2 separate regions of the Mus musculus genome follow, and region 1 is linked to region 2. The links are chromatin loops, found by intact Hi-C in ENCODE. Cell type or tissue: left cerebral cortex. All regions are shown on one strand. Each heading gives the region's core, and the rest is flanking DNA. Links, peaks and the distances in the headings are about the cores only.

The links. A loop is a pair of places that touch in the nucleus more often than their neighbours do. Peaks named below come from ENCODE experiments on the same cell type or tissue, not always from the same donor. Only the 100,000 strongest peaks of a DNase experiment are listed, where the experiment ranks them.
Region 1: a loop joins it to region 2, with 3 times the contacts of the local background. A loop is called at or near these places in 10 of 42 quality-filtered maps.

What each region holds. Positions count from the first base shown.
Region 1 is chr3:107,550,739-107,565,789 of GRCm38, reverse strand. Ubl4b (ubiquitin-like 4B) reads left to right here and starts at 10,717. Exons shown (of 1, transcript NM_026261.2): 1 at 10,717-12,092. The coding sequence starts at 10,848. The coding sequence ends at 11,414. Gm36097 (a long non-coding RNA gene) reads right to left here. Exons shown (of 3, transcript XR_375959.4): 2 at 12,667-12,856; 3 at 11,495-12,001. In left cerebral cortex, for the core only: a CTCF peak has its summit at 6,418 (motif pointing left); DNase peaks (open chromatin) are centred at 6,414 and 8,806.
Region 2 is chr3:107,605,027-107,620,077 of GRCm38, reverse strand. Strip1 (striatin interacting protein 1) reads left to right here. Exons shown (of 21, transcript NM_153563.2): 12 at 1-38; 13 at 1,096-1,167; 14 at 1,688-1,762; 15 at 1,923-2,020; 16 at 3,140-3,266; 17 at 3,470-3,570; 18 at 4,251-4,317; 19 at 4,659-4,763; 20 at 5,279-5,483; 21 at 6,612-7,546. The coding sequence ends at 6,859. Alx3 (aristaless-like homeobox 3) reads right to left here. Exons shown (of 4, transcript NM_007441.3): 4 at 14,203-15,051. The coding sequence ends at 14,999. Among named protein-coding and RNA genes, the nearest start is that of Alx3, 18 kb to the right of the region's middle. In left cerebral cortex, for the core only: a CTCF peak has its summit at 6,943 (motif pointing right); a DNase peak (open chromatin) is centred at 6,937; H3K27ac peaks cover 386 bases.

The DNA.
Region 1 (15,051 bases), core at 4,057-12,056, 55 kb after region 2:
GAAGAACACTAGCTGGCCTTCCCTGTCCGTTATTCCTATGAGCAAAGCACTCCTCTGAAAACATTTTCTGTTGTTTCCTCTAGGCTCCAGGGTTCACACCATTCCCTCCCTTCCCCCTAGGTCTCCTCCTCCCCTCCTGCCCATTTCCCTGCCCCCTCACCCTAGGATGGGGCTGTAGGCAGCCCAGCCTCTCCCCAGTTCTCATGTCTCAGGAAAAGCATCTCTTTCCTCCCTCCTTCCCATCCTTTTCATCCTCCTGGGCCCCAGGTCCTCTCCCTCTTCCCTTATCTGCCAGGGATCTGACCTGCAGATGCTCTCTCGGCTCTGCATGCTGCTGACCCCAGGATGGCATCACGGCCCAGCCTGCCTGCCCCAGGGGCCAGCTCCAGCCTGCTCACTTGCCTTCCCTTTAGAAGCCCCCGTGTCTTGAAGCTGATTAAAACAAACATAGCTCCTATTTTTGTTCTTAATCCAATTCTGTGCTGTGGTAGGGTCTAGGAGGGAGGATAGGATGACGGGAAGAGTCCAGGAGTTAGACAGACTCCTTGGTAGGCAGAGATAGGAAGAGGGGCCACGGCTAGGTAATGATGAAGGTGGCACATTCTCAAGATGGCCAGCTTCCTCAACCTCCTGTCTGGAGACAAAAGCCTGGTAGTTTTTTGTTTTTTGTTTTTTTCTCCCCGACCAGCAGGCCCTCTGCTGACAGGCTGGCTCCACAAGGTCAAGGCTGGATCTGGACACAGCTGTGAATCAATCAGGCATCCTATGTCTTCAACTGAGCAACCCTCAAATAGGGGAGAGAAAGGCTTCAGAGGTGTAAAAACTCCTAGTCCTCAAGGAGAGCCTGGACTTTCGGTTTTGCAGAGGGTGTTTTTCTCTGTGTTTGCTGCATGTGTGTTTTCTCGCCCCCAATAAAGACCATTTACCCAGACACTACAGCAGATGCCAACAAGAGCTTGCTGACAGGAGCCTGATAAAGCTGTCTCCTGAGAGGCTCTGCCAGTGCCTGACAAATACACAAGTGGATGCTCACAGTCATCCATTAGACGAGCACAGGGTCCCAGGAGCTAGAGAAAGGACCCAAGGATCTGAAGGGGTTTGCAGCCCCCTAGGAGGAACAACAATATGAACTAACCAGTAATCTCAGAGCTCCCTGGGACTAAACTACCAATCAAAGAAAACACATGGTGGAACTTGTGGCTCTAGCTGCATATGTAGCAGAGGATGGCCTAGTTGGTCATCAATGGGAGGAGAGGCTCTTGGTCCTGTGAAGGTTCTATGCCCCAGTGTAGGGAAATGCCAGGGCCAGGAAGCAGGAGTGGGTGGGTTGGTGAGCAGGGGGAGGGGGAAGGGAATAGGGGATTTTCGGAGGGGAAACTAGGAAAGGGGATAATATTTGAAATGTAAATAAAGAAAATATCTAATAAAAAGAAGAAAAAAAAAAAGAAAAAGGCCTTAAAAAAAACCTGTTCGTTCTGTCTGCGGTGCTCGAGGTTTCCCTGATGAAACCTGTTGTACTTCAGATCTTTCCAGCCTTTTCATTCTTTAACAGGCAGAGAATGAACCCCGATCCAGACCCCTAGACTGCATCATTTCAAGACTCCAAGACTCTATCGACAGAAGCACATTTTTCCTGCCATGCCAGAGGGTAGAGGCAGGACCAGGCACAGGCCCCAGTCCCCAGTGGCTGTGGGGACCATGGTGTAAGTGGAGCGATGACAGCAGGAGCATGGGAGGGGGGAAGAGGGAAAGAGAGAAGGGGGGAGGGAGGACAAGGGGCTGGGAGCTGGGAGGAGTGGGGAGTGGGGAGCCGGTAGTGGGCCCTTCCTGGGCAGGACTATAAGCAGGTCCCAGGAAGGGTGAGAGGACAGTGGGTCAGAAGTTCTAGGGGCCTTCCCAGAAGGGGAGGTGACAGACTCTTCAGGAAATAGCCAGAGCAAGGGGGAGGGGTGTGTGTGCACTCCCAATAGAGGCCTTTATTCTCTCCAGCTCAGAAACAAGACAGAATCTCTTGTCTCAGCAGAGTCCTTCCCATGACATCCCTCCTCAGCACTTGGCCTTAGTGCTTCTCAGGGGCGCACAGACCCAGGCACTTTCTGTGGGCACCTTCTAACCCCACAGGCAAGTCTCCCAGACCTCTAAAAACTACAGGCCTGTTTTACCCTCTGTGTTTCCTCACAGAGGGACCTGCTACAGAGAAGAGGGAGTCTTGTGACTATGCCTGTGCTCTGCAGGCCCAGTGTCTAGGTTTGAAGATTGTATTGGCCACTTGCTAGCTGTGTGGCTGTGGATAACTCGTTTACTCTCTGGGGAACCCCAGTTTCATCATTTGTAAAGCAAGGGCAGAGGTAGTACCTACATTATAAACTTATTGTGAACATGTATGTGCTTTGAGTAGAAGCACTAAGGAAACTATTTACACTCTGATACTGTACTGAGCATACCACCTGTATGACATAGCCCACGGCATAGGCATATTCTAGCTCAGCGGTTCTCAGCCTCCCTAATGTTGAGACCCTTTTACACAGTTCCTCATGTTGTGGTGACCCACAAACAGAAAATTATTTTTGTTGCTAATTCATAACTGTAATTTTGCTACTGTTATGAATTGTAATGTAATTATCTGTGTTTTCCAATGGTCTTGGGAGACCCCTTTGAAAGAACCATTTAACCCTCCAAAGGGGTCATGACCCACAGGTTGAGAACCTCTGGTTTAGAACTTCTCTCTAGTTCCCAATTTTGTCTTTCTCTGTCCCAAGGACTAGAGCCTCTCTGCACTTAGCGCCAAGATCCTATAAAAGGTCTCTAAACCAGCGGGGCTCAGTAGCCCTGTGAGCTTCTGGGGCTTTGAGGGGTAGAATGATGCCCAAGTTCTGTTAAGTTGCAGTAGTGACAGCTTGACTGTTTGGCCACCCTGTGACATGGCCTGAAATGCTTCTCACATTGGAACCTCTACTACCACTACAGAGATGTTTTCTGGGATCCTTCCAAGACCCTTCCTGGGAAGGCTGCCCAGGCCGTAGGATGAGTGGATGCTCAGCCTACTTGGTCCTCACTGTCTTCCAGGCTGGAAAGGCCTCTTCTTCCTTCTGTGCCCAATGGTCACGTGGCTTGGGTTGTGACTATCCCCGCCCCAGAGATGCATCAGTGGGTCAGGGAAGGAGGACTGGAAATGGCCCATAAAAATCTTGGGCCCCCTGTAAACACAGAGCAGGGGCCTTTGAAAGCCCAAAGCACTTTTATGTGCTAGTTAAAGGGCCTTCCTGTTGTGTCGCCAGGATTTACGGGAGGTGGGGGGGGGGGTGCAGGAGGTGATGAAGCCAAGTGCAGCCTTCATCCACTGACATACTGACTTCCAGAGGGAAGGGCAGGAAGGGAGGACCTAGGAACTTCTGGCAGTCACATTTCACTTCAGGCAGGGACTCCATACCTTGAGATCCTGAACCAGCCTGTAACCCCCATCCCCACCCAGGAGGGGCAGTGTTGCTGACCAAGGCAATGAGATGAATCCAGGTCAGTGGCATCCACAGCCACAGGGAAGGAGACCCAAGACATGGGCAGAGCTCACAGGACAGAGTGGGAAGTGCACAGACTGCACTGTGAGCCGATGCTTCACGGGAGATACCATTTCATGGCCCCTACCCATTCTCAGCATCAAATGCCAGCACTGAGGCACTCCTGGGAGGGTCAGCTCCATCACAACTTATGAGTAAGAGACTGTCAGGCTGCCTTCCTATAGCACCCAACAGGAATGTGATATTTGTGAATTTAAACCTACAGCAGAAGCCTCAAGGTCAACGAGTTATTCTCTCCCCTCTTACAACAGTGAGCCATGCCATCTTTTTCTCTCTGGCAGGAGTGGCCTCAGCCCGTGGGAACTGGGAAAAGAGTCCCTCCCTGACTCACGTGGAAGAAGGAAGGTGCTGTTCTTCGCTCTTCCACAGCACTATGTGCTAACACATTTAAGGGCCCGTTGAAACATCAGTTCACGACTCGGCTCACAGGTGCCTGTGTATAGGAATGAGGGAAGCAGCTGCCACTCACTGCTGCTCTGAAGACAGGCATCAAGCTAGCGATTGCCCTGTTTCTGTCCATCTTCCTGACTCTTAGTGTGAGAGACACTATTCAGCTCAATTAGCTGGTGTCAGAGGGCACACAGTGACTTTGGTCTCTGAGACCTGCCTGGTCTATCACACACCTCATTTCTCCGCTGGTTCTCGCTGCCTGCTGGGAGACTCACTCCATCCTCTGTCCATCCATTCAAGGAAGCAGCAACCATAACCACTCTCAGGAACCTGGGGTCCTTAGCTCTGTTCTCAGACAGGAGGATTCCCACATTGACCTCCCCGTGATCCCTCTTCCTGGTCTCCTGGCCCGAGGTGGTCACAGGGCCTCAGGCCTCTGGCATTCTTCTCCGAAGCTGCTGTTCTCCTCTGCTCCTCTGCGACGCTATTGAGTTTCCTCAGGTCTGGTCAACCAAACACTGCCATATGGGGGGAGAGTTACATTTCCTGTATATGTGTCAAAATATCTGAGCGGATGTGAAATAGATCAGACATGTATAAAAATAAACTTTTACAGGGTGACTGACTACTCCCCTCCAGGGGGAACGAATGGTTCACTTTTCATCTGGGGCCCAGAAACTTGGCTGGGGCCTTAGGGACCACTCTTCACATGTGACTCCCTATGGCCGTCCTGACTCACTTCTTTGGGCTTAGGGCCAGCTTCTCTCCTGTTGGCATTCTCTCCAGGGGTCCTGGTTATGGAAACCCTTCCCCACTAGGCTGACAATTAGCAGGGCACCTTCCTGGGCCCCAGTCTCTTACTCTTTTAGCTCTCCCCTTTTCTCTAACAACCTGTGACAGTATAATTCAGGGTCCCAGTCTTGGTTACAGTAGGACCACCCCATCACCTCTTCATATAATCAGAGCACGCAATGAGCACACATTAAATGCTCTTTACCCATTGTGTGCATCCCTCTGTATAAAAGGGCAGGGACTGTTTATCCAGTATTCCTGCCTATATCCTACTAAGACTTCTCCACTCATCTGCTTCTCAAGGTTCGGTGTTGTCGAGTTATCTCATCTATCTCCCCGTTCCTTGCTAACTCAGCATCTTCATGGATGAAGGTTGGCTCTCTTTATTGCTGAGAGAACTCAGCACTCTTAGCACCGTTATCAGAAATGGCCCCCTAGTTGTAGCCCTGAATGTTGTGTTCACTCCTGCTGCCCTTGCAGGGAGATTGGGAGAGGGTGTCAAGTGGGAGGATACATAATGGTTTGGGACAGATCAGGAGATTCTGTCACCTGGAGCATCCAGACCCTGGGATTTCTATCATTCATGAGCTACTGGCTCCCGGTCAAGCCAAGAACCTAGCCTTGACCCAGCAGGAAGTAGGGAGTGGGGTCTCAGGTCTGGAAACCCCATGTTCATCACACAAACTCAGTCCAGACCCAGAGGCATCTGGCCTGGAGAGACACTCAGCCTTCTCACCTGGGTATAAACCAGCAGGGAAGCAACTCAGGGTTGCCTTGTCTGCCTCTCCCACTCAGCTTGCTAACCCCAAGGTTACGACTGTAGATGTTCCCATCCCAGCTGAGCCTGACATCTGATGGACAGCAGCCATCCTACCAGGTAGCCAGCGAGCTTGGGAACTCAGCCTGGGTTTAGCCAGGCTATCTATTCCCTGGCCACCGACCCACTGTCAGACCTTAATGAGTTGCTCTTATCTAAACCAACTGCAAATTCTAGAGATGAGCTCAAGCCCGCAGTTGCTCAATCTATGATCCTGGATCTGGATGTTGGGGGGGGGGTGGAGAGGGGTGGGCACCCCGTTAGTTCTATGGGCATCTTCTTTACTCTTGAGTTTACTTTATCACATTTCATCCACAAAGCTTCAGGGCAGAGAATTCCTGCCACTGTGGCTGATGACATAATCTTCACATGAAGAGTCACCTTGGAGGTAGGGAAGCATTCATTTCAGCCATTCAGGTTCCACACTCTTCAACACGGCCTTGTCCAGGTTGGGCTCTCAGCCGGGATGTTCTTGTTGCCTCTTTGACTTCTTCAGCTCTTTCCGAGGCCTCTTTCAAAAAAGTCATCTGATTTGCACACCCTACACCCTCTGCTGTTAGTAGCAGCTTCCTTTCCCTGGCGATAATTTAGGTCCTGAAGAGTCAGACTTATGTGTTCCCTCAAAATATGTGCCTGGCTGACCTCTTCTTCCTGGCCCAGAACCCTATTCAGTGTGGGCCCTTGTGTCTATACCCCAGCCGTGACTGACAAGGGCTGGACAGTCTGTGAGAGGTGGGGTTCATGTCAGGATAAAGCTCTGTACCCGAGGTCCAGTCCTGTGTGCCAAGACTTCACAACAGCATGGTTGGTCATGGCCACCAGGGCTGGCCAGGGAGGTCACCAGTGACATCTAGTGGCCACAGCCAGATGTCACAAGGTAGGAGTTGTGTTGGGCTCTGCGACCAGGCTTCTGGGCTGCACCAGCAGGTTGCAGGCAGGCCTCTGACTTCTCTGGGGCTCTGGGACAGCAGCATGGGGCAGGACTAAGGTGGTTAGGTGTGAGAATGGAGGTCTGGACAGACACCAAGCTGCTCATTGCCACCAGAAGTTTGGCTTTTCCCTGATCTCTCCCATCTGTGCCCCTCTGGGCTCCTGTAGTCTCTCTCATAAGATCTGCCATAGTCCCCTTGCTCACAGAGTCCCCTGAAGAGCTGCCTGTCCTAATACAGACCTAGGCTGGAGTGCAGAGCAGCCTCAAGGAACCTCTCCTAGTGACAGCTAGACAGCTACAGAGGACAGCGCAGGGTAGGTCTGAGGGTGGGTCTTGGAGGACTTAGTAGCACTGGGCTCTCCTGGGCCTTACACGTGGGTGGAGCTTCTGAGTGCTAAGGTTCCCTGAGCTGGAGGAGGCAGGAAGTGCCTGGAGTGAAAGAAGTACACTCTCAGCTCTACCCTGGGATAAATAGCTTCCCAGGTGGACCCCACTTTCTCTGACAATCATGAACGTTTTCCACTTGGAGGAGAGGGGAAGAGGATGGCGTTCTCAGAAGAGCAGCCCGCCTGCGTGCTTTGTACTTCACGTGAACTGCTTCTGCCTGCCCCTGCATCTCTCTCATCTCTCTTCCCCTCTCCTCTTTTTATCCCCTTCCCTGGTGCCCCTCCCTAGCCCATTCCCTGGGTCTCCCCTGGCTAAATATTTCCTCTGCAGGCTTTTTATACCTGTCCTCTTCCTTCTTGCTTCTGGCTGTTTCTAGGTCTTGCCTTGACTTCCACCTCCTCCCTCATCCTTGGCATCCCCTTCAAGGCTGAGCTGACATCACTCAGGTAAAATAACAACACTTCATTGCGCTCCGGTGGTGGTGGTGGTGGTGGTGGTGGTGGTCAGGTGGACAGAGATCATAACTTATTTCCCTGATAAGCCTTCATACAGAACGAGAGAGGAGGCAACCCTGAGTTTCCTGCACTCTGGAGCCCCTCAGCTGTCACTAACTTGCCTGCTCACCCCATCTTCCCCTATGAGCTAGGACCAGCCTGCAGAAGACTATACAGGTAGGAGCAGACTGGGAGTCACTGTGGGCATGCTTTCAAGTACCGTGGGGTCTTTCTCACTGTTACAGGAGTGACAATAGGAACTCCGATTTCTGGTAGTGAGTTGAATGCCACATTTAATATCTCTGCAGGTCAGATGCTGTGGGTTCGCACCTTAGCTTCAGAAAGATGCTGGGAAGTGATCCTAACTCCTATCATCTACCGGTGAAAAATGGGATCTGAGGATTAACCCATTAAAGGCAGGCCCCAGGCCAGCAGGTGGACAACAGGTCTAATTTTATGATTACCAAGGTTCAGTTAGCCCACGCAGGAGCACTGGGAGACTCTCCCATCCTATCTGCCCCTCAGACATTGCACTGGTCTCCAGTGATGCCAGTAGCTTTTGCAGTGTTCGTGAGAGAGATCTGAACCCATGACCATCCATATTCTCTGAGCACATTCATTTCTTTCCCAAGTCATCAAACCCACTCATTTCAGAACATCTTCCCCTCTAATTATGACAATCGTCTGATTGTGTGCTTTGATTACACAATTATATTTTATCATGTTAATTGCATAATTAAGACAAGCAGTTACATGGGGGGGAGGGGAATATTTCCTAGCTCCAAATGGGATTCCAGTACCCAGACAGGTGTTTCTTCTGTCCCCTTTAGGAGGGGCTAGAGACTCCAGGGGTTGAGTAGTGACCATTTCTCTCAGCAGTTGCGGGAGACATTGATAATTCAGTTGTTACTGTTCTCATGGCTCTTAAGTCTCTGTCATAGGTGCACCTGCCTACACATAGTCACAGGCTATGGAGAACTGAGCCTGTGTTATGGCTTCCATGTGCTTACAGTCTGGGGAGCTCGACCCAAGTGGCCATCTCCAGAGACTTCTCATGTCTGTGGCAGCTCAAGCCTGGATAAATGGGCCTTCAGAGGAGGGTCTAGATGCAGATGACTGATGATATCTTCTTCCTCCGTGCTCCCAGCCTCCATGCTCCAAGCTCCCTTGCTTCCTCCAGAACCCCCAAGCCTGGGACAGACTACACCTCACCTTCCTCTGTCCCCTGTAACGTTCACTCAGATTGCGCCCTCCAGAAAGCCTTTGTGGGTTAGTTCTGCTGGGGCATCTACCGTAGGATGACTCCAATCCTGTCTATCCAATGATTTGTTCATCATGGGGTCCTCTCAAGGGACTGAGGACTCTTAAATGGCCCTTCAGAAACCTTACTTACTCCCTTCATCTGCACAGATGCCTGCCTGTCAGTCATGGCCACAGCCCTACCCACACTGTGTGTACACTTGCAAATTTAGATTCATTTTACATCCACCAGGGGAACTGGCTATTTAAATAAGTGTTACAGAGGAGCCTTTGGTAAATCCTGATATCACGTTCTGCTTTATTTTCTATATAATTTTGGATTTTCATCTTTCTAGGGGGAGGGGGAGGGTGAAGGAGAGGCTGCAGGCAGGGTTATGTCTTTCCACAGCTTATGTATTTGGGTCCTGCATGATCCTGTGTGGCTTACGTGTCTAAATCAGGTCTTTTCTACTAACAAATGTGTGTTCAGGGCTATCTGTATATAAAACTCAGTGTGCTGAAGGCATGGGTACCACAGTGGATGAGACTCAGACCCTGCCTTTGAGCATCAGAGGGAGGGACTGGGGTGCATATGCTGGATGCACTAGAAAAAAAAATGGCTGCACAGAGGCATGTAGGATTACCTTTGTCAAAGTCTGGGGAAAAGCAGAGAAGGCCTCACGGAGGAGGTGATTTTTAAGGCAGGCAGGGTTTGCAGGATGAGTTGGTAGTGTTCAAATGAGGAAGCAAGCAGGAACAAAGGCAGGTTCTCATGTTTGGAGTAAAGGGTGAAAAGTGGGGGTGCAATGAGAGTGGGTGATAAACAAAGGCCTAGGCCAGGAAGGCCAGTGGGGACCAAGGAAGAGCTCAACTCTGGGAGGTTAACATGAGGCTCAGTGTCTGGGATTCCTGACTGGTGAGTGCTGTGAAACACAGTCTGGGTCATCTGCCAAGAGTGAGAATACAGGAGTGGGAGAATAGGTGTAGTGACAGTCTACGTTCCCATGGGAGAATAGGTATAGTGACAATCTGAGCACCCATGAGAGAATAGGTATAGTGACAGTCTGCACTCCCATGGGAGAACAGGTATGTATGGTGATAGTCCACACACCCATGGGCTTTTCTTTCAGCTGCTGTTAGATGCCAAAGAGACAGGAGTGAAAGTTGAGCAAGCATGGGACAGGGTTGGAGTAGGGTACTGTGGATGGGCAGGCTCAGGAAAGCAGTGCTTATTGTCAACATTGTCATCCTCTGTAGGGTCAGGGCTGTGGGGAAGGAGAAGTCAGGCAGAGATAGAGGGAGGAAAGGATGAAGGGAAAGGAGGATTTGGGTGCTAGGAAGAACTGAGGGAGTCTCCAATGCAGTCAGCTTATCTACTAGGGTTGTTAACTCTTCTAGGGCTACTTGCTTCTCAACCAAGAAAGTACCATCCTTTTGGGCTTACTCCACCTGACAAGGGTTTGGGCCAAGATCAACAATGTGTTGCAGTTGAAGCCTGCCAAACGCGACACTCAAATGCCCAAAAAATATCCTGTTTCTTGTGCACCTCTGACCCCAGAGTCTGCCCAGAGCCTGCCTGAGGAAGATACAGAGATGTTTTAGGAGGCAAGGTGGGCCACCCTAAAGATACAGCTATGCGCCTCTTGCTATAGGATTAAAGGAGCTTACACATTCTCCTCCTGCAAGGAAGGCATCATCAAAGCACCTTGTAGGATGTGTGGATTGAGGCTACAGATTCAAGGCAGACACCATTAGTGGCTCTGTCCTAGCTTTCCGTGCTGGTGTTCCTGGGGGCTCCGTGATTTCTCTGGCTGACACCAAGAGAGCAGGAAAAGTACTCAAGGCATGTGCTGAAAGAACCAGCGGCCATGCTGTTGGGATAGTGCCTTTCCCTGTTCTCTTTCTCTGTTCCAGCTTTCATTTCTCCTAGGCCTACATTTTCTTTCCTGGTCACCCACTCTCCCCCAACTCTGTCCTCCTTCCCTCTTTTCTCAGGAAGGAAAGCTGCTTCATGTCCACAATGCCCCTCTGCTGTCCCTAAAGTTCTGTTCTGGAAATGAGCCCTCCTGTAGCATTATGACATCACTGTGCATTAGCTAGTGGCTGCCCATGTGGGCTGGGCCCTTGCCCTACTAGGAGCTGTGACAGAGTCACCTATTGGGCCCTACACCTTCAGGGCAACTCCCAGAGCATGGATCCCTCCTGATTCCTCTCTGGCCCCAATGTTCCTCACGGTCAAGCTGCTCTTGGGCCGAAGATGCAGCCTGAAGGTATCTGGAAAAGAAAGTGTGGCCACATTGAAGAAACTGGTTTCTCAGCACCTACAGGTGCCCGAGGAGCAGCAGCACCTGCTGTTCCGAGGCCAGCTCCTGGCTGATGACAAATACCTCTCAGATTACAGCATTGGGCCCAACGCTTCCATCAATGTCATCATGCGGCCTCCAGAGGATGCAGCGCTGGATAAGACCCATCAAACCCAGCCCCTGTGGCTCCAGCTGGGCCAGGTTCTAGACAAACATTTTGGAGCAAAGGATGCAAAGACAGTGCTGGGGTTTTTGAGGCAAGAGCATGAGGAGCGTCTGCAGAGGCTGAGCCTGGAGGCCCTGGAGCAGTTGGTGGGCCAGCTCCTAGCACAACAGCAGCTTGACGAGCTGGCAGAGGAAAAGGAAGCCCCTGCTGTTGCATCGGAACTCGAGCAAAACAATGGAGGAGGAGGAGGAGGAGGAGGGACAGGAGGAGAAGGAGGAGGAAAGAAGGAAGAAGAGGAGGGTGAGGAGGCTGATCAGTAAATTGGCCTGTCCTTCTCTTGCTCACTAAACTTCCCCTGGACTGACTCTTCTATGTTCTCGGGCAATTTTTCTCTTTGCTTTCTCCTGATGGAGTTGCATTTGTCCTTCTTGCTAAACCGTTAAGTAGCTGGAAGATATCTGGATCCTTCTATGCCCTCTCACCCGTAGGCCCCCTTCTGAAGTGCAGAATGATTCTAGCACCATCTCTCTGCTACAAGTGATTTAAATGGCCCATGGTATGCTATAGGGACAGTCAGAGTTCACCCTGGCTCTGAGTGGAGCAGCTTTGCCAAAGCATGCCTCAGAGAAAGTCTCCATGGCTTGAGACAGAGCCACTTCTCCTTCAGAACAGACAGTGTGAGCCCATTGTCCCTCCTCTTAGAACCCAGATCCCCTGTAGTATAGAGAGGAGGAAGCGCTGCCAGCTGCCCTTGAACTCGTGGTGAAGCTGGCCCTGCTGCCCTGCTTGTGGTTTCGTATCTTCAGAGATGGGACCACAGAGACAGGAGCTAGGGAAAGCGATTGCATGGGCCAGTCCTGGGGCTTGTGGAAACTCAGATGAAGTCCCAGAGTAGCAGGAAAGAGTCCTAGACAGGAAAAAAGGTCTGTAAATGGCTCACTCATGGGTCCAGCCTAAATAAAGTTATGCCCACCCTAAATAAAGTTATGCCCACTAGCACATTCTGACTAATCAAGGTAGCACCGAGTGCCTGCAATCTGACTGGCATTGCCCAGTACTTCTTTGGAGACAGGGGTGGGAGTGGGGAAACAGTACAAACAAGGCCTTCTGCCCTCATTGATGAGAGATATACACAGGGTTATGCCCATAGAGCACAGCCTGTGGCTATATGGTCTGGTGCTTCTGCCTTGCAGAATATGCCAGAGCAGGTCTTTTGTCTACCTGGGGCTAAGAGCACAGCCCTAGATCAGAGATGAGAAACCCTGTACTGTGTATGGATGGGGCAGGTTCAGGGTTGCCTATTGAGAACCATGGTCCCCCTATTGGGGGTTGAAGTCCCCAAAGTACTGTTCCTGTAGAATTTCAGTCCTGGGGGCCAGAGATGGAGACTGTGTAGAGGGCAGGGGGGAGATATGTTTTTGGAAAAGAACAAGCAGAGGTTCGATTTCTCTGGGAAGTACTCTGTTGTTGGCCTATAGGCTTGACCTTCAGCCTAGGCCGACCACTATCTTGGCTGATATCCTTTCTCTGTTGGATGCTGAGCTTTTCAACCTTATCATAACATCCACTTACCTCAAAGACATTGATGCAGGCAAGAAGTGTAGTTGGTATAGTAGGTGCATTTTCTAGCAGTGAGCTCCACAGGGATGGCAGGAAGGGCTTGGGAGCCCTCTGCTGTGAAAGCCTGTTAGGGGGCATTGTTCTGTCTTCTCTTCGATAGAGACAACTTCACCTTGCTTGATGGCATCCACCTCTACCCTGTCTGATAAGGGGAGAAGAAAGGCAGGACTCCATGGGTTTGAATGACTCTTCCCAGACTCACTGCCCACAGGTGGGGGTGGGGTGGGATCCACACTTCCCCAAAGTTTCTATCCTGATCCCACTCTCATTCCGTGGCTATTTGCCATCTGCTGGGAGGTCTTGTGATGGTTCTGTGAATTCATTTGTGCTGGGCTTGTGCCATTTGCCAATGGGGACAAGCCTATTATCTTTACATTAGGGGAACTAATAGCCCATTTCCCAGGAAACCTCTGAGCAATAAAAGTAAGTGGGGCGTTTTATTCTTTGCTGAGAGAAGCTGGCATGAAGGGCAGGCAAAGCCTTTGTTTTCTCTCACTGATGCCAGTGGCAGAGAGCAAGGTAAGGTAGCCAACCACTCTCCTGCCTCCATGGCCAGCAGTTCAGGGGAGGATGTGTCCAGTCCCAAACTGGCAAGAACAAAAGTTGGTCCATCCTTCCATCTGCTCTGTGTCTCCTACGACTGATCCCATCCCTCCCAAGGGTCCTCCTCACCCCTGTCCCCCTCAAAAGCTGAGCACTAGAGAGTGTGCACGAACAATAGGCATAGAAATCCTGGGAAGAATTCTGTTAACCCAGGGATTGTAACACTCAGTGCAGTACCTTTTGTTATAGAGCTGTGGGTCTCATTCCTGAGAAGGGATACAATTTGTACTCAGGGAAAAGCAGGTGAAGATATATTGAGGATGTATAGAATACATCATGAATGTGGACCAGATCCTCAACAGATACTGACACTTCTACGTGATTCCTGCTGTATGTGGACAACCCCAACTCTTGGACTATGTGCCACATGGACCCTCCACTAGTACTAGCGGTTACTGGAAAGGCTTTCTGTTCCCTACTCTATATCACCACTTGGGGATGATAGGAATAGCAAGCAAGTTCTTGCTGAACTTCAGCTTTGTGCATAGTTAACTCCCCACATCACCTCTCCCTCCTCTACCAGGAAAGGACACGTGTTTCTAGAGGTAACAGCGTTACTCAAGTGGGCTGCACCTTGCGAGCCAGCTTTGTGTGTGTGTCCACTGAGAAATTGCACTCCCCACTCTAGCTTCCTCCTGGTTCACCTACCTGAAGTCCCAAACCCCTCTGGTCCCTGGCAAAATGATTTCTAATTGAAATAGGAAAGGCGTTTTGGCCTGTGTGCTGCCGTACCACTTATTGATTTTATCAGCAAACATTCTGGGATCCCTGTCATAGTCTTGTCCCAGCTGTATTAAAATACCTTAGGCTTGGGTGGTTGTCTTTTGAATAATAAATGCCTCCCATAGGCTCATGTGTTTGAACACTTAGTCCCCAACTGGGGATGTCACTTTGGAAGGTTGTGGGACCTCTAGAAAACAGAGCCTTGCTGGAGGGAGTAGGTCACTAAAGGCAGACCTTCAGTGTTTATAGTCTGTCCCTACTTCCTGCCTAATGTGATGAGCTGTCTCATGCTTCTGCCACTGAGTGTCACTTACCTGTACTGTATCCCTTCTTAAAACATGTCAGAACTCCCCTTCCTTCCTGCATTATATTTGGTAGGTATTTTGTCACCAAAATAAAAAGCAGTAATGAACCACTGAAAAGTGTTGTCTACAGTTCTGGAAAATTGAAAGTTCCAGGTCATTGTCTGGTGAGGAGTGTATGTGTGTGTGTGTGTGTGTGTGTGTGCGCGCGCGCGCTCGTGTGTGTGTGTATGGGTGTGTGTGTGTGTGTGTGTGTGTGCGTGTGTGTGTGTGTGTATGTGTGTGTGCGTGTGTGCATGTGTGTGTGTGTGCACGTGTGTGTGTGCGTGCGTGTGTGTGTGTGCGTGTGTGTGTGTATGGGTGTGTGTACGTGTGTGCACGTGTGTGTGTGTGTGCGCGTGTGTGTATGGGTATGTGTGTGTATGGGTGTGTGTGTGCGCGCATGTGCGCGTGTGTGCGTGTGTGTGTGTGTGTGTGTATGGGTGTGTGTACGTGTGTGCGCGCACGTGTGTGTGTGTATGTGCGCGTGCGTGCATGCATATGCACATGAGTGCATATGTGTAAGGGTATATGTTATGCACATGTATGTACAAGCTTGTCAAGGCTTGTCCACATTGTTTTATGGGGCAGTCTGTCACTGGCCTGAACAAAAACCAACTAAGCTAGGCTGGTTGGCTAGCCGGCCTCAGGGCAGAGCCCTTATGATTCG
Region 2 (15,051 bases), core at 3,136-11,135:
CAAGGCCAATCCACGAAAGCATCAAGACATTGAAACAAGTAAGTGGCACTAAGGGAACGTTTGGCTTTGTTTGGTCCCAGGAGAATAAAGTGAGCCTGGGCCAAGGGAGAAGCCTTTCAGGGCTATTGTCTGCCAGCAAGAGCCTGGGAAGCATCTCTTCCTACGTCTGACTTCGGTTACAGATATGTGTGTCCCAGGCTTTAGAGTTCAGGGAGCCCACGAGGTATAAGGCAATTGAGAGGCACTGGCGGATGGATATGGTGCTGTCAGCTTTGCTGGTTATAGCATGGCTGGAGAGCAAGGCTTAAGAGCACCATAGTGGGTGTGCTCTAGCATACTCTATAAACCAAGCAAGCTCAGTTTCCCAGGCCCAGAGAGCTGGAGTGGAGGGCAGACAGGACCCAGGCTCTCAGCAGGCAGGCAGGTGGAGTCCCAGACCATCCTGTTTTCCTCTTGTGCTCACTGCTGAGAGGGAGCTGAGGGAGCTGTGGGTGTGAGGATTAGCGGAGAGACGACCCCAGGGGTCAGGAGGCTTTCCAGTGTGTCTAAACTGTAACATTTTAAAGTCCAGTTTTGAAATTGGTAGTACCAGGTGGTCTCTGCACTAGGCTTTTAAGAATACAGTTAGTTTTGCCTCTGATATCTTTCTCCTGTCATTTTTTAAAAAAGATTTTATTTATTATTATATGTAAGTATACTGTAGCTGTCTTTAGACACACCAGAGGAGAGCATCAGATCTTATTATGGATGGTTGTGAGCCACCATGTGGTTGCTGGGATTTGAACTCAGGACCTCTGGAAGAGCAGTCAGTGCTCTTAACCACTGAGCCATCTCTCCAGGCCCCCTCCTGTCGTTTTTGCTTCTGAAAGCCCTTTCCACTTTATTTTGCTTTTTTGCTAACCTCTATGGGCGCTTTTCACACAGGCTTTTTTGTCAGAAGTAGATTGCAGGTTTAAGTTAGGAATCTTTGTTGTGACTTAGCCCTCTCTCAGAAGGCCAAAATAAACTCTTGGGTCTTTGCCAGGTGAGGGGGGAGTCTGGCCAGAGAAGAGGGGTGTCTTTCCTCAGCACCTTCTTTCCTGCCTCTCTCTCCAGCACAAGTATACATCAATCGCAGAGGTCCAGGCACAGATGGAGGAGGAATACCTTCGCTCTCCTCTCTCAGGGGTGAGTTAAGAGACCACAAAGTCCCCAACTGCTCTCAGTCTCTGAGCCGGGCCTGGCCACAAGGCTGCTCCAGGAGTCGGCCTCTCCTTGAATAGATTGCCATCCATGTCTTCCTTTCAGTCTGTGAATGGCACCTTGAACATAAAACTCAATCTCTCTGTGCTTTGTTTCCTACCTGTAAAAGAAGACCAGCGCTAGACTAAGGCCGTCTCTCTCTCTTATCTACTTATTAATTTGAGATATCATCTATCTGTAGCCCAGATGGCCTCAAACACCTTTCCCAACCTTACCGGTGCTGGGTTACAAGTGTTTGCTAGCATGCATGACTGTGGTACCTCATGAAGAATTAGTTAAATGATTCCGGGTGACATTCTTGGGATGTCATATGTTTCAGAGCCTCCTGTCAGTATCACCAACATCACCCTTCACTTTGATACTTAGAGATTCTATTCCAGCCAGCTAGTAAACTGCCTCAGGGGACTGTAGCCTGAGCATGGGTTGTGTGACTTTTGTGTTAAAGGGAGAAGAGGAAGTTGAACAAGTTCCTGCAGAAACCCTCTATCAAGGCTTGCTCCCCAGCCTGCCTCAGTATATGGTGAGTTCTCTGTGTCTGAGACCGCGAAGGAGCACGGGCTGCTCTCCTTCCTTCAGCCTGCAAGGCTCCTGCCACCTGAGGACCCTCAGGAGTCCCACTTCTCAGGGCATCGTTGTGGTCCTAGGTTCTGATGCTCACCTGAGTGGTCTATTTTTCCCAGATTGCCCTTCTGAAGATCCTACTGGCAGCAGCTCCCACATCGAAAGCCAAAACAGACTCCATCAACATCCTGGCAGATGTTCTGCCCGAGGAGATGCCGTGAGTGTCAGGGCCATGAGTGGAACAGGTTGAAGCAAGGGTGGAAGGGTGGGGCCAGGAGTTTTCAGGTGAGTTGCCTTCCTTGACCCAGCTTTGCTGCAGGTGAAGTTTAGGGTATTTCTGATTCAGACAAAGGAATCAATTGGATAAGTTTCACTAGTAAGGGAGATGGCTAGGCCTGATGCCAACACAGATTGTCACTGAGTGAATTTCTAAGTGAATTAGGTATGCTGGTTTTTCTTTGTAAATAGATGGGCAGTAGACTCTCTCAGAGCCCTTATTCTAGAGCTGTGTGGTTGGCACACCTTGCATAGGATGGTTAGCTCCTGGTCAGTTTGCTTGCCACCACCGAGCCTGTGCCTTTGTGGAGTTTCTCCCACTGGCCAGTCAACTGGCAGGTAGACCCCTGGCAAATGTCTCAGAGGAGAAAGTGAAACTCTTAGCTGTTGTTCTTCCTCTCTGGCTGAAAGGTCTTTTCGTGGAAGAGAACAGCCTGAGGTCATATTCTGCATTGAGGACAGACTCAGGCCCACACCTGATCTGTTGCTTGCCAGGGCTGCCTTGTTCTGAGCTGATCTCCAGGTCTGGTGGTCATAGTGGTGGTATCCAAGTGAGGGAGAGGCAGGGATTGGCTCATACCAGAGGGAGGTTCACAGAACATTAGGCCATCTTGATAATCCCAGAAATACTGTGTTTCTTCTGAAGATTTGCAGTGAGAAGTCCTGAATTAAGAAACAGGTATAATTCAGTGCTTCCTAAATCTAACTTCAGCACCCCCACCCCGCCACTGTAGAGTGGAATTTCCCCACATACTGGTGTTCCACAGAATATACTTTGGGGAACTCAGGTTAATAGAGTGGCCAAAGCTTAGGGAGAGTTTGGAAAAGAAAAGAAGTTCAGTTTTGGAGGAGAAGCAGAGAAAGGGACTGAGTGTGTATTGGCGAGATGAAAGAAGCTGTTCCCGCTGGATCACTTGGGAGATAGAACCCTAAGGCTGGCCTCCGAGGTGTCTGTGGATCGTAGGCCTTTGCCAGAGGGTTCTGAAGCCCATCTCCTCTGTGGACACCTGGGAAGGAGGTACTGTGTGCTGGTAACTCACCCAGGCGCTTGTGTTCCTAGCACCACAGTACTGCAGAGCATGAAGTTGGGGGTGGATGTGAACCGCCACAAAGAGGTCATCGTTAAGGCCATTTCTGCCGTGCTGCTGCTGCTGCTCAAGCACTTTAAGTTGAACCACATCTACCAGGTACCTGCAGGATCTGCCTTCCTTCCTGTGCGCTGGGCGGGGCCTCTGGCAGTGCAGCTCCCCTAGCCCAGAGAGTAGGGCTTCACTTCCGAGCCCACTTGACCTCTGCACAGCATTCTAACACGAGGGCCTCCAGCCAAGGCTTTTTATCTCTAGACAAAAGAGAACCAGGGCTGTGCTTATTTTTCTTCTGTTGGTTTCAGTTTGAATACATGGCCCAGCACCTGGTATTTGCCAACTGCATCCCTTTGATCCTGAAGTTCTTCAATCAAAACATCATGTCCTACATCACTGCCAAGAACAGGTGATAAGGACCAGAGACCAAGAAAGGGTGGTGTAGACAGGTGGCAAGACTTCCAGCTGCCTCTCCACTGAGACTATTGAACAGACTTTTTCTTTAAACATCTATCTACCAGGCCTCAAAAAAGACATAATGAATGACAGAGTGTCAGTTATGGGATTAGCTACGCTAGTGACCAGGAGGCTCTCACCCTAGGCTCTGTAATTGCCACTTCTATCCTTCCTCCCTTTCTGCTTCCAGGTCTCTGTACAGAGCTTGGCTTTGTGTACTGTAAAGCCTTCTCTGATGATTCTCGTGGACTCTTCACAGCCTCCTTGTACCCACTGTACCCGGTAGCACCTGCTTGTCAGTGTGAGACATCACAAGGGAATCCAGTTAGCTGTGGCCTCTAAGAGGGCTTGGCATAAATCATTTGTCTCTAGTCCTACCTCCCAGATTCATGTGAAGGGAAAAGCTGCAATAGTGTCTCCACCCCTCACAGTTAGTAATTACATTACAAGCTTTTTGAGTCACAGAGCAACTGTACATACCATCTTATAGCAGGTATTTCTTCATCTTATAGTCAGGGAAACCAGGTTAGAGCAAGCGAGGTACATTGCTCCTTCTTCTTCAGCTCATCACGTCTGCTCTGGCAGACCCAGCCTTTGCTCACAGTGAGCACCTGGTCTTTTTGCATTCTGTAGCATTTCCGTCTTGGATTACCCTCACTGCGTGGTGAACGAACTTCCAGAGCTAACTGCAGAGAGTCTGGTGAGTGGCCCAGATCTCCCTGCCTACCCCTTTGGTATGAGCATTCCCTCCCCCAACACAAAGAGGTGTCTTCCAGAAGAGGTCACCTTTGGCTTTTAAAGTACCAGAAATGGCCATAGAGTCAGGGAGAGGACGCTGCGGAGCAGAACGATTGGGGATTGGCTGTGTGGTTAGTCAGGGCTGCTCACCTAGGATTTGCCCACTCAAGCTGCCTACATCTTCCCACTGAAGTCCGGGGCATTCTGTGACAGAATCATTGAAATCAGTCAAGGCCTTTGGACACTGCTGCTGAGCAGCCTGCAGTCGTGATAGTTGTGTTTGTCTCTGGCTTTTCCCTGCAGGAAGCTGGTGACAACAACCAGTTTTGCTGGAGGAATCTCTTTTCTTGCATCAATCTGCTTCGGATCTTGAACAAGCTAACCAAGTGGAAACACTCGAGAACCATGGTGAGTTGGTGCTGCAGCCAGCCTGGGCCATGCCGTGCCCGCCTCACCTGGGACGTGGTCCTCAGGGTGGGGCTTCCCAGGCAGCATCGTCCTCGTTCAGGTCTGCAGACTTCTGGTTCTCTGATGAGTACAACCAGAAGCTGGAAGAGACTCTCAGGCATGCCCTGAAACAAACCCTCAACCACAGACACTTTCTGATCTTTCTGATCCTGGGTGGGAAGTGATGGGCAGGAGTCAGGAGCCACCTTAGCCCTGCAATGCTTTGGAACAAGGAAGGTCCATGAGTTCTCAGAGATTAGATTACAGAGTGAGCCATAATTAGGGTTGCAACCTTAGTGGTTTGCTATAGCTCTGCTTGTCTTAGTGCCTAACACTTCAGGTGCCAGTGAACCAGTGAGTTCAAGAGAAACTGCATGGCTTGTGGTCCTGTCTGCTACCCCAGAAGTGCTAAGTGACCATGTAGTGGCACTCACACTTACTGCTTTCTCACCATGGCCGCCACCATGGCCGCCCAGATGCTGGTGGTGTTCAAGTCGGCACCCATCCTGAAGCGGGCCCTTAAGGTGAAGCAGGCCATGATGCAGCTCTACGTGCTGAAGTTGCTCAAGGTGCAGACCAAGTATTTGGGGCGACAGTGGCGCAAGAGCAACATGAAGACGATGTCTGCCATCTACCAGAAGGTGCGGCACCGGCTGAACGATGACTGGGCGTACGGCAATGGTGAGGCCACATATGACGCCGCAAGAGTGGGAGAGGGTAGGACAAGGGATGACTTGACTCCTTGCCTGTGGTACCTTAGTTTTCTCTGCCCTTAGGCACTGAGCAGGGCCGGGATCTAGTTTTAGTGGCTCTGGGCAAGACTTTGGGAAGCTACTCAGTATCTGTGTTCATCTGTTTCTCTGTCCCTCCACTCTAAATCCTGTCTTTTCCAGAAATTGCCATAAGATTCCATCCCCTCTTTATCCCTACTGCAGCTACCTAAATCTATAGATCCTCACCGGCTCTGCCTCTAGTTTCTCCCCACTGTTGGCCTCAGATTTGGCTCCTGTAATCTTTTCAACACACCCATCCTATGCTGTTGCCCCTGAGTAAGATTCCTGTTAGCTTTCTAGTTCCCATAGGAATGAAGTTAAACATTAAGACAGGAGGGGCAATCATTCACTTGCCTGATCCCAGAGTTTGCAGCTTTCTTTTCAAGCCCGTTGTGTGCTGGTACCCAGCTTCTGTCACACCCAAGACTCCAGGACAGAGTATGAAACCTCAGTACCAGCTGAGGATTGCTCTCAGGAGCTCTGCAGATCCCAGCAGCCACAGATGCCCATGCTCTCCAGTGTGCCCTCTGTGCCTGAGAATAGACTGTACAGGTACAGAGGGAAACTACACTTGGTCCCTGAGCGCTAGCCATGTTGCCTCCTGTTCCTGGGCCTCTGTAGACTGTTGGATATCTACATCCTCCCAGTCTAACTGTTGTTTACCTGGTGTTGCTGTGTTACACTGTCGCAGTCACATCACTCTGTGACTATGCCTGGCATCTGGGCTCAAGGTGGTGCATGACATTTTGTCATGGAGGTGAGAGGAGGAGCAGATGATGGAGTCTCGGAGTTATCTCTGTCATCTAGAACCAAGGGGAGACTGTGCTTTAAAAACGAGTTTTCCAGGACTCTCCTGTCTGTCGACATGTTTTGGGGGAACAAGTCTCTTTCTCAGAGTTAAGGATTTTCTCCTTATATTTGACTATCCTCTCCTGAGGATGGGCTTTGGAGATGATCTTCTGGTTAAAATCACGCTCCTACTCAAGGGGAGCTGCTATAGGGCTGACTCCTAACCGAGTTTTCTGCTTTGCCCCAGATCTTGATGCCCGGCCATGGGACTTCCAGGCAGAGGAGTGTGCTCTCCGTGCCAACATTGAACGCTTCAATGCCCGGCGCTATGACCGGACCCACAGCAACCCTGACTTCTTGCCAGTGGACAATTGCCTGCAGAGCGTATTGGGCCAGCGGGTAGATCTTCCTGAGGACTTCCAGATGAACTATGACCTATGGCTAGAGAGGGAGGTCTTCTCTAAGCCCATTTCCTGGGAAGAGCTGCTGCAGTGAAGAGGGCTGGAAAAGACCATGATCTGTCTGTCTCATACCTGAGGGACTGTCCTCACCATTGCTGCAGTGCTCCTGTTCCCCTCCAGGTGGCAGCACAGCTCCATTGAGTCCTCCACAGCCTGCCCTGGGCCTGTGAGTGAACCCAGGTTAGCCTCTGGTTGATTCCCAGCATCCTACTCAGGAGCTGTCATCTCCAAGCTGGGATCTACTCTCCCTCCACTTGCCCAGCTTCTACCCTCCTCTCTTGGATATGATCGATTGAAACTCATTTCACAGTTAGCCCTAGGCTGGGGAAAGCTGAGCCGGGCCTGGCATCCCTTCTCGACAGCAGCTGTATCGTGAGGTCCCACAGACTCCTGGGCAGCTTTGGCAATGTCAGCTGGTCAGGAAGGAGGGTCCGCTTGAGGGCCAAGAACAGAGTCAGCACCTTGGCTGTGCTCTGGGACTATCTCGTGCCATCCCAGCATCCTGCTGAGTTCTGTCCAGAAGTGATGGACACACAGCCTCTGCACCCTGGTTTTGGATGTGGTCAAAGGTGGAGTGAGGCTTCCTGAAGCCAGAGGTGCCGGTTTCCTCTCGGTTGCCATGACCTGTAAATATACAAAACTCTGTGTGATCTCTGGTGTCATGGTGGGGTTTTTATTGTGTTTGTGTATTCTGTTTACATTAAAAGAAAGCAAAACTGTCCGTGTTGCCTTGTGTGTAGATGCAGGCTCTGGGGACTGGGGATGCAGCACAGGCACTAGAGTGCCTACCTGGTAGGAAAGAAGCCTTGGGTAGTGGTACACACACGTGTACTCTCAGCACTTGAGAGGTGGAAGCAGGCGAATCAGAAGTTCTAGGTCAGTCTTGACTACATAGTTCAAGTTCAGCCTAGGCTATGTGAGATTCTCTCTGAGAAATATGGCCTGAAAATGATCAGTTCTCTCAAGAATCCCTTTCCCCAGCATGACAGGCTACCCGGCTAAGCTCTGGCCTGCCTGCCTTCCTGCCTTTTCTACCTGTTGTAGAGGGAAGGAGGGGTTAGTACTTTGGTCGTCGGCCCACATCAGTCTGGGCACATTGCTTTAGGGTTCTGGGTTTGCTGAGGATCAGGGTCCTGACTGCTAGGCTTGCTGTAGTTTCAGTAGAGACGTCAAGTTTCTCGGGATGACGCGCCGCAGCTGTCCTCAGCCAAGCCAGTTAGTACTAGGCTTAAGTGAAGTTGGTTGGGACAGAGGATAGTTGTGTGCTCAGAGCTATCAGGAATCCGTTTCATGGTGGGAGAGTGATGGAGAGTGCAGGTGTCTCCTATGGCTAAGGGAGAAACAAGGGGAACAGATCCATTCAAGTCCTAGAACCTCATTTGGCTCAGATAGCAGCCTCAGGCTCCTTTCTTCAGGCTTAACCTCCTTGTGACTTTAGTGACAGGACTGTTCTTTTTCGTAATTCCTAGAAGTCCCCTATAGGCCGTATGTATGAGATCTTAAATCTCTAAAAGGAGAGCCTTGACTGAGAAAGGAAATGTTCCAGGGCAAGCCTGTTTTGTTGGTATTTAGATACAGTGCCTGCTGGGTCTGCAACCTGCTAAGTGCCGGGATGTGCTTTCATGTGGCGGCATGGTTAATAATAGCCAGGGGGAAGGGTCAGAACATGAAAGTCACATAGCCTTATGGGCTGGAAAGTCCCTGTAGCTGACTCTTTCCCCACACGGTAACCTGCATAGGACAGTGGAGTCTCACCACTCTTGTTTGCATGGTGGATCTGCTGCTACATGCTGGAACAAGAAGTATAGATGCTGAGATTTCTATTTGAGGAAGGTGGGTTCTACATTCTTAATCCAGCATGCATCCAGCTCTCTGAAATTGCTTAGCCTGGTGCTTTGACCTCTCCCGCTCTTCTTTGCAGTCATTCCCAGACTCTCTTCTTCCTTGCAGAAGAAAAACAAAACAAAAACCACGAGGCCAGTGAACCAGAGCAGATGAGTGCCTTCATCTTTAGACTCAGGTCCTGGCCCTCAGGAAGAGAGCAAAGCAGCTTCTCCGACTATGGCATGTCACTGTCATGTTCCCTTTAGAACTCAAGTCCTTGTGTGTAAACATCTTGGAGACACCCAGTTTTGGGCTATTTCATCCGGGTAATGAGATGAACATGAAGACGCTCTGAAAATGGTTGAGTTACACAGAAGGGTCCAGTGCTCTTTAATGTACCAAGGGATGAATTACCCCGTGGGACAGACAGTGAACCATGCCAGGAAACTTAGTAAGGTTGAGTGGGTCCAAGACTGGGCACCCAGGTACCCACCTGAGACAGTAGGCATCTCTCCGCTCGCTACTAGATTCCTGGCCCAGAACACATGCCACACTTCCCACATAGGAAACGTCACCACACAGTTTGGGCTATGGTGCCATAGGTCATGTAGCCCAAAACAGAGTTCTCCATGCCAGTGAGGTACCTAGAGGCCCTGAGGGCTTAGCCAATAAGCTTCCCTTCCCAGACATTCCTTCCTCCAAAAGGTATTTACTCTCTGGTCCACCCTGAGGAGTTGGTATGCATCACTTTCCAGGATGAGTCAGTAAATAGTATGGATAAGCATGGACGGTCTCTTTGATCAAGAACCCCAGTGGGGAGCATGAAGAAAGCCTTCACTACCAAGCCGCTGCCTAAATCTCCTCAGAATGCCTCTCTGTGCTCCCAGAAAACAGTCACTAAGCTAAGCTGGAGTGCCCTATTTCCCCAGCCGGCCCCGATCATCTTAGTCCCCAGCCTGCAGGCCCCCAACTCTGTTGCCACCTCCTCTGTGTGGTACCCCAGCAGTGACTGGATTCTCGGAGCCAGTGAACCCCAGCTTCAGTCTCCCACATCCTAGGCTGCAGTTTTCCCACCCCCAGAGCTGTGTCTCTGCCTCCCCAGAGCCCAGCACCTGACAGGCAGTGTGGGGTAAGCACAGTCTAGCCTTCCCCGCTTTTTGCCTCCCCAGCGGCACTTCCATACTGACCCAGGACCCACTGTTAGCCTAAGGCTTGTATCATCTCAAAAGATTCACTATTAGGTGTCTCTACATAGTGATTAGCAATTAACAGAACATCTGTCATACAAGCCCTGTGTGATGGCTCCTCCTCACTGTCAACTTGACTGGATTTAGAAATCACCTAAAAAAGACACACACACATCAGTGTGTGTGTCTGTGAGGACATTTCCAGAGGGGTTTAACGGAGGAAGGAAGGCTTACCCTAAATGTGGGTGGCCCCACCGTGTAGGCTGAATAAAGGAAAAAGGGAGAGAGTGCACTGAGCCCCGGTGTTCATCTGTTTTCTGTGAATGACAGAATGTGACCAGCTGCCCCACACTCCATTCACCATGCCTCCTTCACGTTGGCTGTATCCCCTAAAACTAGGAGCCAGACAAGCCCTTCTTTAAGTTGCTTTAACCATATATGTTGCCACAGCAACAAGGGAAGGATCAAATGTACCATGACAAGTAAATGCTACCACACTCCCCGTTTTGTAGACGGGCAAACCAGTACTGAAAGGGTAAAGAACTTGCCCAAGGGCACACAAGGGCACACAGAAATAAGGGGATGAGCCAGGATTCAAACACAGTCTTCCCAGTAAACACATCCTCCCTGCCCCCACCCTCTTAATCATTGCCATCCCTGGGCACTGAGAGCCACTTCTTAGTTGTTCATTTGTAAGCCATACTTGCCTGGTATTGGCTCTGGCATGGTCCCTCGTGCAGAAGATTCATGGCAAATGTCCCTTGCTTTAGGCCCTAACTGGGCCACCCAGGCTTAGCCTTGTCTTAGCTATTGGCTAACCCTGAGTGTCCCCTCAAAGGAACTTGGATTACTGCTGTGCTTTTTGTGTTTTGGTTTGGTTTTGTTTGACACATTAGTGGTTGAATCCAGGGCTTTATACACATGGAGGCGAGCGCTCTGCCGCTGGGATCTGTCCCCAGCACTCTCTGCTTTTTATTTTGAGGCAAGGTGTCAGTAACTCTACCCAGACTGGCCTTGAACTGACTTGTAACCCAGCAAGACTTTGACTTTGTAATCCTCCTGCCTCAGCTTACCAAATAACTGGGATTACAAGTGTGTGCCATTTGGTCCAGCTTTGAGCCTCACTTTATGCCTTTCCTGGTCTCAGAGGACTCCTGTGTTTGCTGGCTACCTCGGATGTACATGTTGATTGAGCTTATCTTCCTGCCTGTTGTGTAATAAACTGATTAGCTTCACGGTAGCTGCTATCTTCATCTGACCCTTGGCACAGACAGCCTTAGGCTGCTGCTCTGAAAAGGGGTTCACTCCCTTGGGAGTCAGATAACCTTGACTCTTCCTCCTCCCCACCCCTCACCTTCTGAGACAGGTTCTCACCGTGTAGATGGTCTCACTGTGTAGTCTTGGTGACCTGGAGCTAATATCATAGCTCGACAATCCTCTCAAGTGCTGGATGAAAACTGTGTGGTACCACACCCAGCTATCCCTGACGTTAATCTAAGCCTTTACCTCTACTCACTAAATATCTTGGAGTTAATGTCACTCCAAGCCTCAGCTGGCTTCTTTGTAATGTCTGCCTGGACGATAGCCCTGTTGCAAAGGCTGAACAAGGTAATGGGGTGTAAAAGTCTCATACCTGGCTGACAAGGGACAACTGTAACCATTAGCATTGCTGATACACTTCTAATTCTGACCTGTGAATTTGCATACACTTCCTGTGTCTTCTAGAACAAAAGTCCTCTAAGGGTAGAACCTCCTGGCATCCTCTGCTCTGGACCAGGTGCTGTGCTAGGTGCCTTGAAGGTCCAAGTGAAGAGGATATCACAGTCTACCACTTCCATCCACAGGACCCACCATGGGCCCCCCGAGTCCCAGTCCATGCCTTCCTCCTAGACAAGAGACTGGGCTGGGGGAGCTTCCAGTCATGGAGTGGGAAGGGAGCCACGGAAGCTGGGGTGTCAGGGAAATGGCTGCTCAAGTCCTGCCTTGGCTGGGTTCTGTGTCTGCCTGGGGCTGCAGAGTGTCTGTACACTGGGTTGTAACTCAGGTTGATGTGTTGCTGGCTGAGGAAGGTGGAGAAGAAGCACTAAATGCCTCTGATGGGACAGAGTCTCTACCACTGACTGACGCAGAAGCCTGGACTAATGGGTCGCCCTGGCCAGGGCCTTGCAATTCTCCTGTGGAGTCAATGTGCATGCCACAATTGAGATTTAAATATAGAATCTAAGACCTTCCTACCTCCGTCTCTTCAACATACCCTGCTGATGTACATCACCACATCTGACATAAGACTTGATTCTTTGGATGGCTCTCATGGGATCTAGAAGGCCCTCAGCAAAGACACACTGTGTGCAACAACTCTCCTGAAGTTGGGATTCCAGGTGGATCCACTTCTGTTTCCCTGCCCAGGAGTGAGCAGAACTCCCAGCCTGACCTTGGTAAACTACAGGATCGGGGGGTTGGGAGTGGTGGGGCGGGGGTGGGGTGGGGGAGGGGAGACAGGATAACCTCTAGAATGAACTTGGAGGCAGGGTATCAGGAGACCCCGGGGGTTGTGTCTTAAAGGCATGGAGGAGGAGGGGAACATGGCTAATGGGAAGCAGGTGAGGGGCTGTCTGTGCCCTAGCCAGGGGACAGACTGGCTGGGATGACCCAGTCAGTGGGAGGATCTGTCAGCTCACAGATAATCCCACGAGACAGGTATCCGGGGTGCCCATTCGTATTCATTATGTGTGAAGTGGGCGGTTGTAAAATTAGCTTTCTCTTCATTTAGTTGTCACTGGACAGAAAAATATGAGCTGTGGGCAGATGCACCTGGATGGGAGCCAGTAGCCAGCATCCGGTCTCCTTGTGCCCGAGCCACCATCCCTTTTCGGTTGATGCCCGTGGCCTTTGTGGAATCTACCACTCTTGCTGACTTCATCTTGGACTCAATGTCATCTGTTTGGTCCCATTCTTATTTCAGACCCCTTTGCTTGAGAGTCACAGAGTCTCCCCTTCCATCTTTCTGTCTTTCTGAACTAGGAGATGAGAAGCTGTGTGTTCCCTGACCAGTGGTATCCCTGGCATAGCACAACGCCCACCGAACTAGGAGTAAGACTTTAACAGGTTTCTAGAACTGCATCTGTGGTCAGTACCATCCCACAGGCTGGAGTCGCAGACTGAAAATAAGAAAAGCAAGCTGAACGGCAGAGTGTGTCTGTCTTCCTGACTGTGAACCCAATGTGACCAGCTGCCTCACCTTCTGGTTGCCATGCTTCCTCCAGAACGGTGAACTGTGCCTTTAAAAACTGTTCCATGAGCCAGAATACAGTCTTCCTTCCTTAAGTTGCTTCTGTTGTGTATTCTCTCACAGCAAGAGATCCAACTGATACTAGCAGCTCTCTGGCTTTTTGTGGGACCTAAGGGCTAAAAGTTCACTGCCCATTCTGTGGGTGCAGACATTTCTAATGAACTGGTGTGTACCCTGGAATTAGAGATAGGGACTTGAGCCCTGATTCCCTTACAGACCAGTGGGTAAATGTCTAGGTGGCTTATCAGTGGTCATTCTAGACGGTATTCTCTTTCTACCAGGGTCACGATAGAAAAGGCAGAAGTTGCCAGTGGCCTTCTCTTCACCAGTTTGTGAAAAGAAGAAAGAAGGATGATATGGAGGACCTATGGAGGTGCACGGCCACCTCACAGTCGCTGTCTTGGCTAGGGAATCGGATAGAAGACTTGGTCCCTGCTTGGGAACTTTGTCTGTGCCTGAAAGATGAGGTGAGGGGTGGGGGATGGCTGGGCTGAGCTGAGTGGAATTTTTCTGAGCAATGTGGTTGTGTTTACTGGGAGGGTGGGAGGGCCAGGCCTGCTTTTTGCCTGCCTTCCAGGCTCCAGAGATAAGGCAGAAAGTGGGAATGAGGGAGAGAATGGGTAATACTCGAAAACCACAAGAAAGAGTTCTGGCTTTCGTCTCTGCCCCATAGCTCAGACATGCTCTCTGGGGCATCTGGGAGAAGACAGCTGCCCCACCCCCCAGCCCTTGGGGTCCCAGCCCACAGGCACTCAAAACCTCCATATGATCGCTGTCCCTCCATTCTCTCCGTGGTCAGTTCAACCACAAGCTTACTCTCATTCCTGCCCCCAAATTTCCCTGCCAAATAAGTCCCACACTAGAGGCTCTCAGGACCTGCCAAAGCTAAGCCCATGCAGGTGAAAGAGCCAGGCATGGCACACTTTGACCTTGAGGGTTCTGCACTGACTCTACACCTTTTAGTATAGGCTCCTGGATTCTTGCTATCCCTGCAGGAGAGCTTGGCCCAACCTAGATCCTATATACAACTCAGCCCTAAAGCAACAGAGGACCACACCCCTGGGGATAGACAGCCTAGAATGAAAAACACTATTGTGTTTATTACTATGCTAAGCAGCACACTACAACAAAACAAAAGTATCTTTACAAAAATCAGGGTCTGGGGATCAGGGGCTCAGAAACTGGAAAAAAAATTTTTTTTTTATTTTGATCGATGTCCAATATGGTTTTCATGGCATATCCCTGATCCCATGAAAGCAAATCCAAATATTTAATGTTTGGTGGAATTTCTTCTCCCTACTTGGAGAAAATGACTTTATAGTATCTCTGTAGACTAGCACAGGGCAGAAGTGAGGGATGCTTGGAACAGAGGAGACCCCCCCACCTATTATTGAGCTGACCTTCACCGTCTGGGATCTTGTCAGTCCCAGGAGCTGAGCGTACCGCCCCCTGGTGGTAGGAAGGCAAAAGTGAGGCCAGCCCTAAGAACCACAGAGAGCGCCTCCCTGTTTAGTCTGCACCCTCCTCCCATCTTCCTGGGCTCCCTGGACTTAGAAACAGTCTTTGGAAAACAGGGGGCATCTGTCACCTTTTCTCCAGCCCAATTTAAATGAGGGGAGCCATTTTATAAGGAGGAGTCCTACCTGCTTTGAAGTCCCTGTCTCCTAGGCAGCCCCACCTATTTTAAGAAATAAGACCCTGTAGCCTGTTCCCTGCAGGAGGCTGAGGGTCCCAGCTCCTCTTCCAAGCTTCCAGAACCACCCAGGTTATGGAGGTAAAAGGGTTTGCTGTTTGGTGTCCAGGTAGAGATGGGCTAGGAGCAGGTCAGAGCAGGAAGAGAAGTGGACAGCTCAGTCTGTGCCCATGTAACCCATCACGTGGTCCAGTTCAGCAGGCCAGGGGGCTCTTTGGGCTTCATCCTGAGTG